Linked DNA regions of Homo sapiens: region 2 is linked to region 1. A link is an interaction called in ENCODE POLR2A ChIA-PET data of the cell type or tissue named here. Cell type or tissue: K562. All regions are shown on one strand. Links, peaks and the distances in the headings refer to the core of each region. The heading gives the core; the rest is flanking DNA.

The links. ChIA-PET counts read pairs that join two places held together with the same protein. Peaks named below come from ENCODE experiments on the same cell type or tissue, not always from the same donor. Only the 100,000 strongest peaks of a DNase experiment are listed, where the experiment ranks them.
Region 2: POLR2A ChIA-PET joins it to region 1 with 6 read pairs; 2 of 35 experiments call an interaction of 5 or more read pairs at or near these places.

Annotation. Positions count from the first base shown.
Region 1 is chr1:160,740,358-160,747,588 of GRCh38, forward strand. All of the region lies in intron 1 of SLAMF7 (SLAM family member 7), which reads left to right. Among named protein-coding and RNA genes, the nearest start is that of SLAMF7, 4.7 kb to the left of the region's middle. RefSeq lists an enhancer at 1,972-2,051. In K562, for the core only: no CTCF peak of the experiment used is centred there; no DNase peak of the experiment used is centred there; H3K27me3 peaks cover 476 bases.
Region 2 is chr1:161,049,691-161,055,859 of GRCh38, forward strand. ARHGAP30 (Rho GTPase activating protein 30) reads right to left here. Exons shown (of 12, transcript NM_001025598.2): 4 at 4,933-5,015; 5 at 4,676-4,783; 6 at 3,568-3,695; 7 at 2,936-3,107; 8 at 2,750-2,853; 9 at 2,596-2,673; 10 at 1,624-2,025. Among named protein-coding and RNA genes, the nearest start is that of USF1, 6.8 kb to the left of the region's middle. In K562, for the core only: a CTCF peak has its summit at 5,309 (motif pointing left); a DNase peak (open chromatin) is centred at 3,381.

The sequences.
Region 1 (7,231 bases), core at 1-5,000:
GAGGGGTTGGGGAAAATTATAGAGACTTTGAAAGCTACAGGTGTCCATCTGAAATCAGTCAGCGAAAGAGCACAAGTATGAAAAACTGCCATGCAGGTCCCCCTCTGCCCTCCTCCAGAGGCAGCCTGTGTAGTGTACCTCCTGAGGCTGAAAGGAGACAGAGATTGTCCTGGAACTTCCAGTGGGCAGGGCAGTGGAACAAATCCTGGCACTGGACAAGCGCATCCTTGGTTTGACTTAGTAGCTGTATTATTGTAGGCAAATTACTCTTCCCTTCTGAGCCTTGCTCTTCTCAGGTGTGTAACAGAGAATGAAATCTAAGTTGCAGAATTATTGTGACATTTTAAATGACATATCAAATGCAAAATAATTATTAAAATAATCACCATTTATTAAGTTACTACATCGCAGGTGTTTTTCATACCACCTCCTCATGAGTCTGTAAGACAGATATCATTATCCCTGTTTTACAGTTGAGGAAACTTAGGCTCAGCAGAGAGATCACGCTTCTTGGGCAAGATAACACAGCATTTATAAGGTAGCCAGAGATTGAGTTTAGAAAGCTAGAAAGCTAGTGCTCTTTTAATCATAACAAGCCGTCTATCACTGGACCTGGCACCAAAGAGATGCTCACTACATGTGCATTTGAGCTGAATCTTCCTCAGGGAGTACCAGTTGGGGTTTCTTCCCTCTCCAGGTACATAAATCTGAGGTAGAAACTGGAAAGGCCCGAGAAGAACGGGTAGCTCTGTTTCTGGGATATGGGTGTACCAACAGGGGGCCACCCTGGCTAAACTCAGAGGGTCCATGAAGCAGTTCTCATGGCCTCAGTATTCTCATCTGAAAAATGGGCACAGTAATCTGCCAATGATTTGATGATACAGTAGTGTCAAGGAGACAATCAATAAAAAGAAAACAAAAAAGTGGGTGAGGGGAATTGGGAGAGTGTTGAAAAGAACCAGAAGAAACAAGGAAGAGGGGGCAGGAGATGAGTGAGGAGCAGAGTGGTGAGCAACCTAAATGTGAATGTGGTCGGTTAGGGCTAGAGTGATGGGAAAGGTGTGTGGTGAAGCGGGAAACTTTCAAGCCTCTGTCTGTGGCTGCCTTGTGTGGCATTGAATTACACTGCTCTTTCGTGAGTACATTCGTTAAGGGGGACTTGAGTAAAGTGCAATAGATTTCAAACCACTTTGGGTTTTTTTTGCCTTTTTTTTTAAATCCATGGTTTCCTTTTATGGAATGAAATTTTACACAGAAAAAAACAAATAAATGACTCCAATGTATAGAGTTGAAGCCTAACGGAAGCAAGTCCCATAGCCTCCTATCCTACGCTCACCCCTTAAACCTCCTCCTGAGCTCCCAAGAAATACACTGAGGCACTGCCACAGCCTCCAAAGGTGGCGCCATGGGGCACAGTCTGTGAAATCCTGCCTTAGGAGCCTTGGCTCCTAATCCTGGCCTTCCACTGGTTTGGGAAACATCACCATAACCTTCTGAATATCAGCCTTCTTATCTGTGAAATGGGATTGGACTAAGTAATCCCTAAGACTCCTCCAAGCTCTGAGATGCTCTGGTTCATGGTTTTCATGAGGAGAGTGCCACAACACACTGCTACATTTGGACAGAGGCACCAAGTGTTCAGAGAAGTGCTTGGGGACGGGGTTGGCAAGCAGGAGGCAGGCTTTTCCACTCTCCCCTCCCCCAAAGTCTTCCTGCTTTATCACCATCCCTTGGTTCTGGCTGCACTGATAATGTATCTTCCTCATAATCGGGCTCCTTCCCTCCACTCAACTCTTGAGACTCTAGGGGACAGGACAGGGGAGGAGGTGACAACCAAGAGGAAAGGAAGGTGACAAAGGGCAGGACCTGTTATCCCTTCCTGTTACAGAGGAAATCTCACAGCTGACTCCTCCTGATGCAAAGACATCTGAGTCTTGGCTGGGGCAAAAGACAAAGGGTCTCCTGCCCCAGCTCCCTCCACCTTCAAAGGCAGGCGGGGGATGTAGTGGGGAATGCTCATGGCCGTCTTAACTTTCTGGCTTACTTTGCTGAGAAGCCATCCAAAGGTGTTTTGGGATATCTCTGTTTCTCATTTTTAGCTATCTGTGCAGAAATAAAACCAAAAGATGGGAAGCCTCCTCAAGGCCTGACTCTCATGCTCTCATTTCCTGACCTTGTCACCCGCATCCCACCTTCTCGTTAGGCTACTCTGTACTTCTCAAAATGCTTTCAAATCTGTATTCACACTTCATCTTCCCCAAATGCCTGGAAACTAAATGTTGTTATTTATTTCTCGTATGAGGGTTCAGAAACCAAAACTCGAAGTGGTAAGTGGTGAAGCAATATTGGAAACAACACAGACCACTGAGGCAGAGGAACTAACTCCTCTTCCCTCTTCCAACATTTCTTCATTGGGGCTTTAGGAAAGTCACCCCACTTCTCAAAACTCCAGTATCCCAATTTATAAAGCAGGGCTTAGGCTGTATCTCACGGGGCTGTTCTAAGGATCAGGAGAGAGGATGCCCACTGATCTGGCTTACAAACCACAGAGTGACACCAGGTGTTTGCTGCTGGAGTTATGACTACGGAGGCGGCAGAATGGACCCAGAATGGACCCTGACTCCCAGTTAGGCCAGAGCCCTTTCTCCCTCTGCCACATGCTGGAGGAGGAGAAGCGACCTCTACCCCTCTCTGGGCAGGACTTGGTGACCCCATCATTGGGTGATCTGGCCTCTAATCCTGTGGACCAATCATTGGCTAATCCACAGCAAAATGATATATGCAGCGACCACCAAGGGAGGATATTTCTTTCTGGAGAATTTAAAGTGTCAATGAAGTGAAATTAGTGGTAAATTTTCAGGGGATGTGTGAGAGGAAGAGTTGGAGGCTTCCTCAGGGAAGAGCTTTGAATTAGATACAGGGTTTGAATAAGATTTACATGAACAGAGAGGAGGATAAAGCACAAACAAGAGTGTGAGGTAGAAAGTGAGCTGAGGATCAGGGGAGGGAGGAGGCCGGGATGTTTGTGTGGTGGCCACATGTGAGTGGCAGTCCCAGCTGCATATCTTTCCACAGCAATACATTGTCATCCTGGCCTTACGCAGTCAACCCATGTCATGTGACACCCCTGAACTAATTACTGTACATGAGAAGGGCTACCACCTGAACTGGGTAGCCCAAACCATTTGGCTTGTACGGAATGAGGAAGGGGTAAAATGGATGTAAAAGAGGCAGGTTACAACCTTCACTGCACTGACTCAGGTAGAAGGTTGGCACCTGAGGAGAGTGGATGAATATCATGGGACCCAATCCTCTCGAGTCTTGTGGGTAGAGGTTGGTAGCCACTCTGTCTCCAGGGTCTCACTCTGTCATCCAGGGTGGAGTGCAGTGGCACGATCACGGCTCACTGCAGCCTCCACCTTCTGGGTTCAAGGAATCCTCCCACCTCAGCCTCTCGAGTATCTGGGACCACAGGTGAATGCCACCACGCCCAACTAATTTTTTCATTTTTTGTAAAGACAAGGTCTGGCTATGTTGCCCAGCCTGGTCTCAAACTCCTGACCTCAAGTGATCCTCCTGCTTCAGCCTCCCAAAGTGCTGGGATTACAGGCATAAGCCACCAATTCCAGCATCTTCCCTTTCCATAACACATGTAGTTATTTATTTAATGACTATCTACCAACTCCGTAAGTGCCAGAATTATGACTGTCTTGCTCCCCAGTTATACCCTCAGCTCCTAAACAATGAGAACTAAATAAATTCTTGTTAAAAGAAGGAATGACTGAATCTGACAAGTGTGACCTGCTTAGATATGGTAAAACTCTATAGGGTCACACACTGCAGGTGCAAAACCATCACAGAAAGAAGAGCTTCAGTTCAGCCTTGGACAACTGAAAAAAGAAGTGTCTTGTTTCTGGATCCCTTTTCGTAGTCAGCTGAGAAGCAGAAGCAAAACTGGTTAGGAATCTCCAACCTTGCCCCTGTCCTCTGAACCCACATTCCGAGAATGGCATGGAGCTACTGTTTTCTTTCGTTACCCCTTGTCTCACCCTGAAGATACATTTAAGATAGAACAATATACTCCATCTATAGGCTCATGTTGGTAATTTGCCCTGTCTCACTCTCAAACTGTATTCTAACAAGAAACAATGCGTTTGGCAACATTTTCTTATATCCCACACGAGTCATGTCCCTTGGCATTTACCCTGAGAATACAGCACTACGTGTGTGGAAGCGTGAAAAGAGTAATTGCATGTGAAAAGAGTAGTTGCATGCTAGCAACTAAAGCCACATCTTTGTAGTTTTGCCACTTCCTCACCTTAAATTATAGCTTCAAAATGAAATGTGAAAATGAAATTACTTGAAGGTTGCCCTAAGTGTAGAAACTGTACCCATTTGGGGCCAAATGATACCCAATCTTTATTTGACTTCATAAGATTCACCCCTTTCATCTCTGCTGTTGAAGTAAAAGAACAAATGCATTAACTGATCAAAATTTCAGAATAAAATTGATTTTGTCTGTAACATTTCCTGGCACTATTTGGACTTGACACTCCTAAAGATGAACAAAGAGAGCAGTCGAAAAACCATCCCGGCCTTAATATTAAGGAAGCATAGAGAACAGTTTTTTTAAAAAATCAGATTACTTAATGGGATGATTTAATAAAAGCTTGAGTAATCCAAAGTATATATGTACCAACTGATACATTTTAGAGGGAAAAATGTTTGAAAAGAGAAATCAGCTCCTAAAAGATACATACCCAAGAAGAGGAATCAGTACTTTGGAGATAAATTTAGCAAAACGTTGGCAGAGACTTCAGATCTGTAAGCAAGGGAGTGGGTCACCATTTGGTAGCATCAGATTTCCTCACCCTGGGGCACTGGTAGGGCAGTTTATGCTTGAGGGAAGGTCACCAGAGGACAAGAAGGGAAATTATGGTCCAATGGCACCCAAGGGCTTTGAAATTGACACTAGAGTCCCTTAGGGGGATGGAGAAGGGGAGTGAGGGAGAAGGCTGGAGCTGGTACAAACGCCAGGGGGCCTTCAAATTGAGCCATAGTGAAAACAGTCCAGGTCCCAGAGCTGGAGAGACATTGGGTTAAATCCTCAAATCGTCACCTGCTAGCTTTGTGCCCTTGGATAAGTTACTTAGCTGTTGTTATTTGTTGTTGTCGTTGTTTGAATCTCAATTTTCTCATGAAGTCAGGAGTTAGCAAATTTTTTCTGAAAAGGGCCAGAGAATAAATATTTTAGGCTTTACAGACAATAAATCATGGTCACAATTATTTAACTCAGCCTTTGTAGTGAAAAAGGATCCATAGACAATATGTAAATGAAAGAGCCTGGCTGTGTTCCAGTACAATTGTATTTACAAAAACAGGCAGTGGACCAGATTTAGCCTATGGGTTATAGGTTGCTGATCCTTGTGTAAAAGGGTCAAAATGCCTAATTTGCAGGATTGCTTTGAGTGTTAGGCATACTCTTTACAATAAACGTTTGGTGCAGAATAAACATTTAATACATGACAACTCTTATAATTTGGAAACCCTTGCCAAGATATTTGATTTTAACAGGGACCAAAGAAATAAATCTCTAATGAAGCAATTTTTGATATCTGGATATGTCTGTATAGGAATTTGTCCTTTTACTAGAAAAGGCATGAGTTACATCAGTACTGGAGTAGAAGAAAAGATTGTGTCTAAGAGAGCAGGCTGTGAAATGAAACAGAGCCTGGATGCTTGGTCAGTCTCACAGGGCCAATTACACACAGGAGACACTGTACATAAGGCCCACGATAGTTTTAATTTTAATTTCTTTTAAAATCAGAAGAGAAATGAATATAGCAATAACAATAACAATGAATATATAATGAATCCAGCCCGGATCACATTCATTTTATACCAACACAGTCATGAAATATGATTTTTAATATTTCTTATGGAAGAAGGACCAACAAGGTCAAAAGTACACAGGAACCACAAAAGTCACCATGTAGCCTTGCAGTAGCATCATTAGAACTGTCAGGATCCTATAGCTTGGCTGTTTTGTTGGCTTTGCTTCTTTCATTTGTGCTTTTCATGACTGAATTAATAAAAATTCCATTTAAAAATTTCACCCTGACACTTTATGTTAAGAGGCAGAAGGGGAAATAACTTTGGGTTTTGTACTTTTAAGGAGAACACCTTTGTTGACAGCTGATGTGAGACCTCAGTTCTTGTCTACTTAGTTTAAAAGAATTTATATGAGAGATACACAGCAAAGGAAATACAGCATAGGGTAATTGATTGCAAAAGAATAAGAATATTTTGACAGTTAAGTGCAGAAAAGACAGTACATTCTGAGAGAAGGAAAATTCAGGGTGGGCTGCCCATAAGGATGAGACAGCAAAGACTGGCACTGGGGAGACCCCCTTTATGGGAGTCTTACATGATTATTCATAAGAGGGTGGGAAGAGGTGTTACTAGTAACCATGTTCTTGGTGGTCCTCTGGGTGGACGTGCACAGTAGCTATACATGCTTCTTCATAAATCTCGTGTCTCATTAGCATCTTAAATCTCCACCCATGGGTGTGTTTTTTACTATTATAATGAGCAAAGGGTCAGTTTGAGAACAAGTAAAATCAAAATCCGCATGCTCTCTACAGCGGAAAGTCCTCACTGAAGATAGCTTTGCTTAAATGAGCTCAATTACAATGTGAATGCTGAGGCTTATTGTATTGACTGTAGGGTCACCAGAGTTACTGCCTCCTGAGAACACTGTTACTTCCTTGACTACCTAACCTGCCTCACCTTTAAGGATTTAGTCTTAGTTTTTGTATTTCTATCAGCCTTGAATAAGTTCTTATCATTTCTACTATTTAGTTTTCTCATCTATAAAATATGCCCTTCAAGGTCTCGACCCTGTGGGTTTTGGTGTGTACTCTGCCTCTTACTAGGTGGCTTGAGTAAGTCATTTACCCCCACTGTGCCTCACATTCCTGATCCGTAAGATAGGGATATAAAGAATGTTTCTTCAAAAAGTTGTTTTAAGAGTTAAACAAGGCTGGGTGTGGTGGCTCATGCCTGCAATCCAGCACTTTGGGAGGCAGAGGCGGGCAGATCACTTGAGGTCAGGAGTTCAAGATCAGCCTGGCCAACATGGTGAAAACCCCACCTCTACTAAAAACACAAAAATTAGCTAGGTAAGATGGCACACACCTGGACTCCCAGCTACTCAGGAGGCTGAAGAAAG
Region 2 (6,169 bases), core at 1,170-6,169, 310 kb after region 1:
TGTTGGGGGAGAAGTAGTCCCAGGAATACAAAGGTCAAGCCCTGACCCTTTTCAGTGTGAGTCCTCCTAGCATTGATATAGCAGGGGCCCAGCACTCCCAGCATTGCTACTCTGCATGACTGATCCTTTCAGACCAATGTCCCTAGTTATTGGCTTGCTACCTTAATTGAGACCCTACCAGGTGCCAAGCACTGTGCTATGTATTTTACAATGCATTGGCATTTTTTCCTCCAAACTATTATGTGGGGTATTGTCCTCATTTTACATATGAGGAAACTGAGGCTCAGAGAGATTAAGCAATTTGTCTAAGGTCATGTAATGAATAAGCAGTACAGCCAAAATTTGAACCCAAGTCTACTTAACTCTATAGCCCATGTTCTTACCCACTATCCTATCCTGCCTCAGGACTTCTCATGAGTGACACTTCAGGAACTGGAGTCAGAGCAAGGATCAGATCCTAGCTCTGCTACTTCTACCTAAATCAATTGCAAATTGATTAACCTAAGTCTCAGTTTCCACTGCTGTAACATAAGGCTAACAATACCTATGTCATAAGATTATGAGAAAATGAAACAAACCAATCCTGCAATCACAGCACTTGGACCTTTTTTTTTTTTTTTTTTTTTGAGACGGAGTCTTGCTATGTCTCCCAGGCTGGAGTGCAGTGGCGCAATCTCAGCTCACTGCAACCTCCACCTCCTGGGTTGAACCAATTCTCCTGCCTCAGCCTTCTGAGTCTCTGGGATTACAGGCATGCCTCACCACGCACGCCTGGCTAATTTTTTTTTAATTTTTTTTAGTAGAGACGGGGTTTCACCATGTTGACCAGGCTGGTCTCGAACTCCTGACCTCCAGTGATCCACCCTCCTCAGCTTCCCAAAGTGTTGGGATTACAGGTGTGAGCCACCGTGCCTGGCCTAGCACTTGGTACTTAATAAACTGTTTTTTGTTTTTTTTTTTTTAATTTGAGACAGAGTTTTGCTCTTGTCGCCCAGGCTAGAGTGCAGTGGCGTGATCTCGGCTCGCTGCAGCCTCTGCCTCCTGGGTTCAAGCGATTCTCCTGCCTCAGCCTCCCAAGGAGCTGGGACCGCAGGCATCTGCCACCACACCTGGCCAGTTTTTTGCATTTTTAGTAGAGATGGGGTTTCGCCATGTTGGGCAGGCTGGTCTTGAACTCCTGACCTCAGGTGATCTGCCTGCCTAGGCATCCCAAAGTGCTGGGTTTACAGGCATGAGCCACGGCGCCTGGCTGGTACTTAATAAACTCTTGCTAAATGTTAGCTGATAGTATTGATGTTACTATTATTGTTACCCATCCATCTATTATATATTCCCACATTTGTCCTTAGTAATCCCTGCTGTATGTTTCTGACACAGGCCCCTATTCTTGGGTACATCAATGTTCTGAAGGCTGCTAGAGATCTCCTCTCCATAGATTTCACATAGCCTGATAATATTACTGGATTTCCCTAATCCTGAATCTAGGGAGGCAGCTAAAGGTAACCACCCCAAAGCCCAAGGGCTGAGGCCTCTGCCCTTCCTAGGGTGGATCTTCCAGCATCAGAGCTTCAGCCTAGAGTTCCAGTCCCCTTTCCTAGTCTTGGTCAATCAATGGGTCCTCACCTGGGGGGCCAGGGCCAAGGCCAGGGCCAGGGCCAGGGCCAGAGGCAGGGCTTGGCCGGTGCTGTAGAGCAGGGCACTCAAGGCCACGGGTGAGCCTGGCCAAGGAAACGTTAGAGATGATGTTCGGGGGCACACTGAGGATAGAGGTGATGTGTAGCGGGAGGTTGACATTGTAGGGGTCTGAGATGTGGACACCAGCACAGCGTTCTGCACGGCTGCTGCCCCCAGCCCGGATGGCTGACCGCCCAGCTCGTGGTGTGCCTGGTTCAGAGTTTGTGCCACCCAGTGCTTCTGCCTCAGGCTCCTGTTCACCCTCTGCTGCCTCTATAGAATCGTTCTCCAAGCTCTCAGGCAGCAATGGGCTTGGCCGGGGGCTGCTGGGCCCCACCAGCCCCTCTGGCTCTGTGGAGGAAAAAGAGGGCCAGGTAGGCAATAGCCTAAACTCCAAGGGGCCTAGACATCTCAAGAAGGCTCTGGAGAATGCTCTCTGCTTTCTCAGGCTTGAAAGCAACGATAGCCTGGAAGGCACCAGGCCCAGCTTCTTTTGATCACTACTGCAAACTTTTCACCCAGCCAGTAGGTCAAAGATCACCTCACCTTCACATACCTAGGGAACTCCCTTCCTTCCCTGCAGATACAGTCACTGGCCGTTGTCACCACCACCACCACCACCACCACCACCACCACCACCACCACCACCACCACCACCACCACCACCACCACCACCACCACCACCACCACCACCACATACCCATGCTGTCCCATCCCATACGAACACTCATCAACAAAGTCATAGATTAGACAATCAACTCACCGTAGCATTCAGCTACATTTACAATGTGGCTGGTATATAATAGGCACTCATTAAATATTTTTTGAAATTATTGAACACAGTTGGCTGCATGTACACACAAGCCCACGCTGGTCACATAGCACACACACATACACACAGAAATGCACCCCTATACTCACCATCACTGGCCCCAGCTGCAGCACTCAGTGAGTCCATGCTTTTGGCTGGCCGCAGTGTCCCCTTGTTGGATTTATCCTCTGTAAGACAGGGATGTGTGTAGAGCCAGGGCCTTGTGCACCCTCAGCAGAGCTCCCCCCATCTCCCCAGACTTACCCCTGTCCTCAGCCCCCCGTGGAAGTTTACGCTTAGTCTCATGGCCAGAGCGACCTAAATTGAAGATAGACCTCCACTTCCTGACCTTCAAAGACCCCTTCCTCCTACAAAGAATGGAGGGGCATAATTGGAGGTTGGAACATGAAGGTCGGTGCAGGGGAGGAAGGCCCAGGAAGGAGGCCTTACTTGTGCTCTGCAATCTCGATGATAGTATGGTAGGGCCGCATCTGTGGGGGTCCATCGCCAGCCTGCAGTATGCTAGGCAGGTGATAAGGCAGTGGCCTGGGCATAAGGTCCTCGGGGCTGCCTGATGCCCGGGTCCCTGGAAGCGATCGCCACCCACTCTCCACCTCACCACCTGGGAAAAGAAAAGGAATTGGCCAGCCAGGAACAGAGCCAAGAGAGGGACCTCAGGCACCCAATCCTTCATCACCCCTCGCCAACTACCAGGTTAGGGATATATTCAGAAGCCCCTGAAGACAGTGCCTCCATGTCCATCACCTCAAAAGAGTGCCCTCATGGACAAAGAGGGCTGGGAGATCCGAGAACGTTGGCCTGGTGGGCTGGGGGTGGATATGAGCCATCACTAGCCTTGGGAGCCAGGATGGTGACTCAGAGGTCAAGCCATGCCCTAGACTGACAGCAGAAGAAGTCTTCTCAAGTCCTGACTGCACAATTATCTCCCCAGGGTTCTCTCCATGTGGCCACTACCAACATCCCTGTATGAGACTCAGCTGAAGTAGGTGATCTTCAAGGCTCTCTGTAACTAACTTGACTCCCCAACAGTGGGATATGTGGAGGGCAGGAAGGACACTGACCAGAGAGGGCAGCACCCCCAAAGAGCTGGTCCACGTGTGTGAGGATGAACTCCACGACGATGGATTGTACCCGCACCTCCATGAAGGCCGCTGTCCCATTGAAGCCTGAGGCCTCTATGTCCTTAGACCTGTGGAGATGTGGAATTATTCTCCCCCTCAGCCCCACCAAACTTCCCAATCCAGATTCTCCCTGAAAATACCTTATTCTCTCTCTCTCTCTCTCTCTCTCTCTCTCTCTCTCTCTCTCTCGAATGACCTTAACCCCTTCTCTACCTCTTAAATTGTATGCATAATTCTTCCAATTCTCAAATGCCACTTGAAGACTTCTAGGAAGGAAGCCTTCTTGGACACCCGCCTCAGGATTAATCTCTATTTCCTTTGCACACCAGGGTGTCTAGTTTATAATGAATTTTATAATGAATTACAGGACTTCTCATAGTCTGTCTTGGACCACAGTGAGTGATATGCACAGTGAGCACAGCCAACAGACTGCAAGACGTTTTGCTCAACAAACATTTGGCGTGAGGCCGGACAGAGTGGCTCACACCTGTAATCCTAGCACTTGCACAGGGAGGAGGTGGGTGGATCACCTGAGGTCAGGAGTTCAAGATCAGCCTGACCAACATGGTGAAACCCCTTCTCTCTACTAAAAATACAAAAATTAGCCAGGCATGGTGGCTCATGCCTGTAATCCCAGCTACTCAGGAGGCTGAGGCACGAGAATCCCTTGAACCCAGGAAGCGGAGTTTGCAGTGAGTTGAGATCGCACCGCTGCTCTCCAGCCTGGGCAACAGAGCAAGACTCTGTCTCAAAAACAAACAAAAAATTGATATGGAACTGTTATGTTCCAGTCCCTGAGCTCAGTGACACACTGTAGGAAAACACAAAAGTCCTGCCTTTTAGGGACTTTATTTGATCACAGAGAAGGGACTAAAATAGATGGGGCCCATCCGACCCACCATGATCTTGAACCTTCTTTTCTCACTGGGCTTTGTGAGCCCTACACCCTTCTCCAGTGTACCCACACAGTCACACCTCATCCTGGGAGCAGCCTCCCAAAGGCCAGTGTCTCACAGGATCCCCATACACTGCTCACACAGGCACCTACCTCAGCAGGTTGGGAGCCCACACGATGGCCAGGTTGCGAGCATGCATGTTGGTCTGGGCACTGAATGAGGCCATGTGTACCAAGTGCCTCATGAGGAACTCCAGGGTCCTGCAGAAAGCGGGGGCAGGGATCACACAGGGAATGCCCAGGGCAGGCATTAGGGCTGGGACCTGGGAGCAGTAGGACCCAGTTAAGGCTCCAGGCAGCGAGTGAATGAGTTGTCTCAGGTTGCTGGGCAGATATGGAGTGTCACATACCTGTAGTTTGGGACAGGGAGTTCCCGAAGCACCTCTAGGATCTTGACCAAGCGCTCAGGTTCCAATTGCACTCCTACAGCCTCCTGATTGAGAAGAGTGCAAGAAGCAGGAATCAGTGACCCAGCAATGCCCCTGCTTACTCCCCAGAGCTTGTAACCAAGTTCTCAGGAACAATGTGCACTGGACTCTGTGCTACCCCATCCTACATCATCTGCGGTGCACTGACTTGGTAGAGAGAGCTCAGAATTGGGGTCCACGAAGATGGCAGCTGAATTTTGGTTATGCCACTTAATAGCTTTTGTGAACTTGGCAACTCGCTGCCTTACCATCCTCCATCCGTAGAGCTCTGGTACTGGGATACTTCAGTGGCGCCACCCTGTGGGTGCCCCAGGGACCACAGAGTTATTTCAGTGTGTCCAGGAAAGCTGTCCCCCACCCCAACCTAGCCGGTGTGGACTGAGCAGGGTGCTGCTAGGATTTAGGGTCTCTCAGTGCTCTTATGCTCAATAAAGTGCAACTTATTTTTAAAGTGTTACTCAATTCAAAATAGCATATTTTTCATGTGTTTTCGCATTTAAAAGATGTTCAGGCTGGGCACAGTGACTCACACCTGTAACACCAGCACTTTGGGAGCTGAGTTGGGAGGATTTCTTAAGCTTAGGAGCTTGAGACCAGCGTGGGCAACACAGCAAGACCTTGTCTCTACTAAAAATTTTAAAAATCAGCCAGGCATGGTGGTGCACGCCTGTAGTCCCATCTACTCAGGAGGCTGAGGTAGGAGGATCACTTGAGCCTGGGAGATTGAGGTTGCAGTGAGCTGTGATCACACCACTGCACTCCGGCCTGGGTGACCGAAGGAGACCCTGTCTCAAAAAACAAAAAACAGGCTGGGCGCAGGGGCTCATGCCTGTAATTCCAACACTTTGGGAGGCTGAGGTGGGTGAATCACTTGAGGTCAGGGATTCAAGACCAGCCTGGCCAACATGGTGAAACCCTGTCTCTACCAAAAATACAAAAAATTAGCCAGGCATTGTGGCGGGCTCTCCAGCTACTCGGGAGGCTGAGGCAGGAGAATCACTTGAACCTGGGAGGCGGAGGTTGCAGTGAGCCAAGATTGCACCACTATACTCCAGCCTGGGCAACAGAGTGAGACTCCATCTTAAAATTAAAATAAAATAAAATAATAAAATAAAATAAAATAAAATAAAATAAAATAAAATAAATAAAATAAAATAAA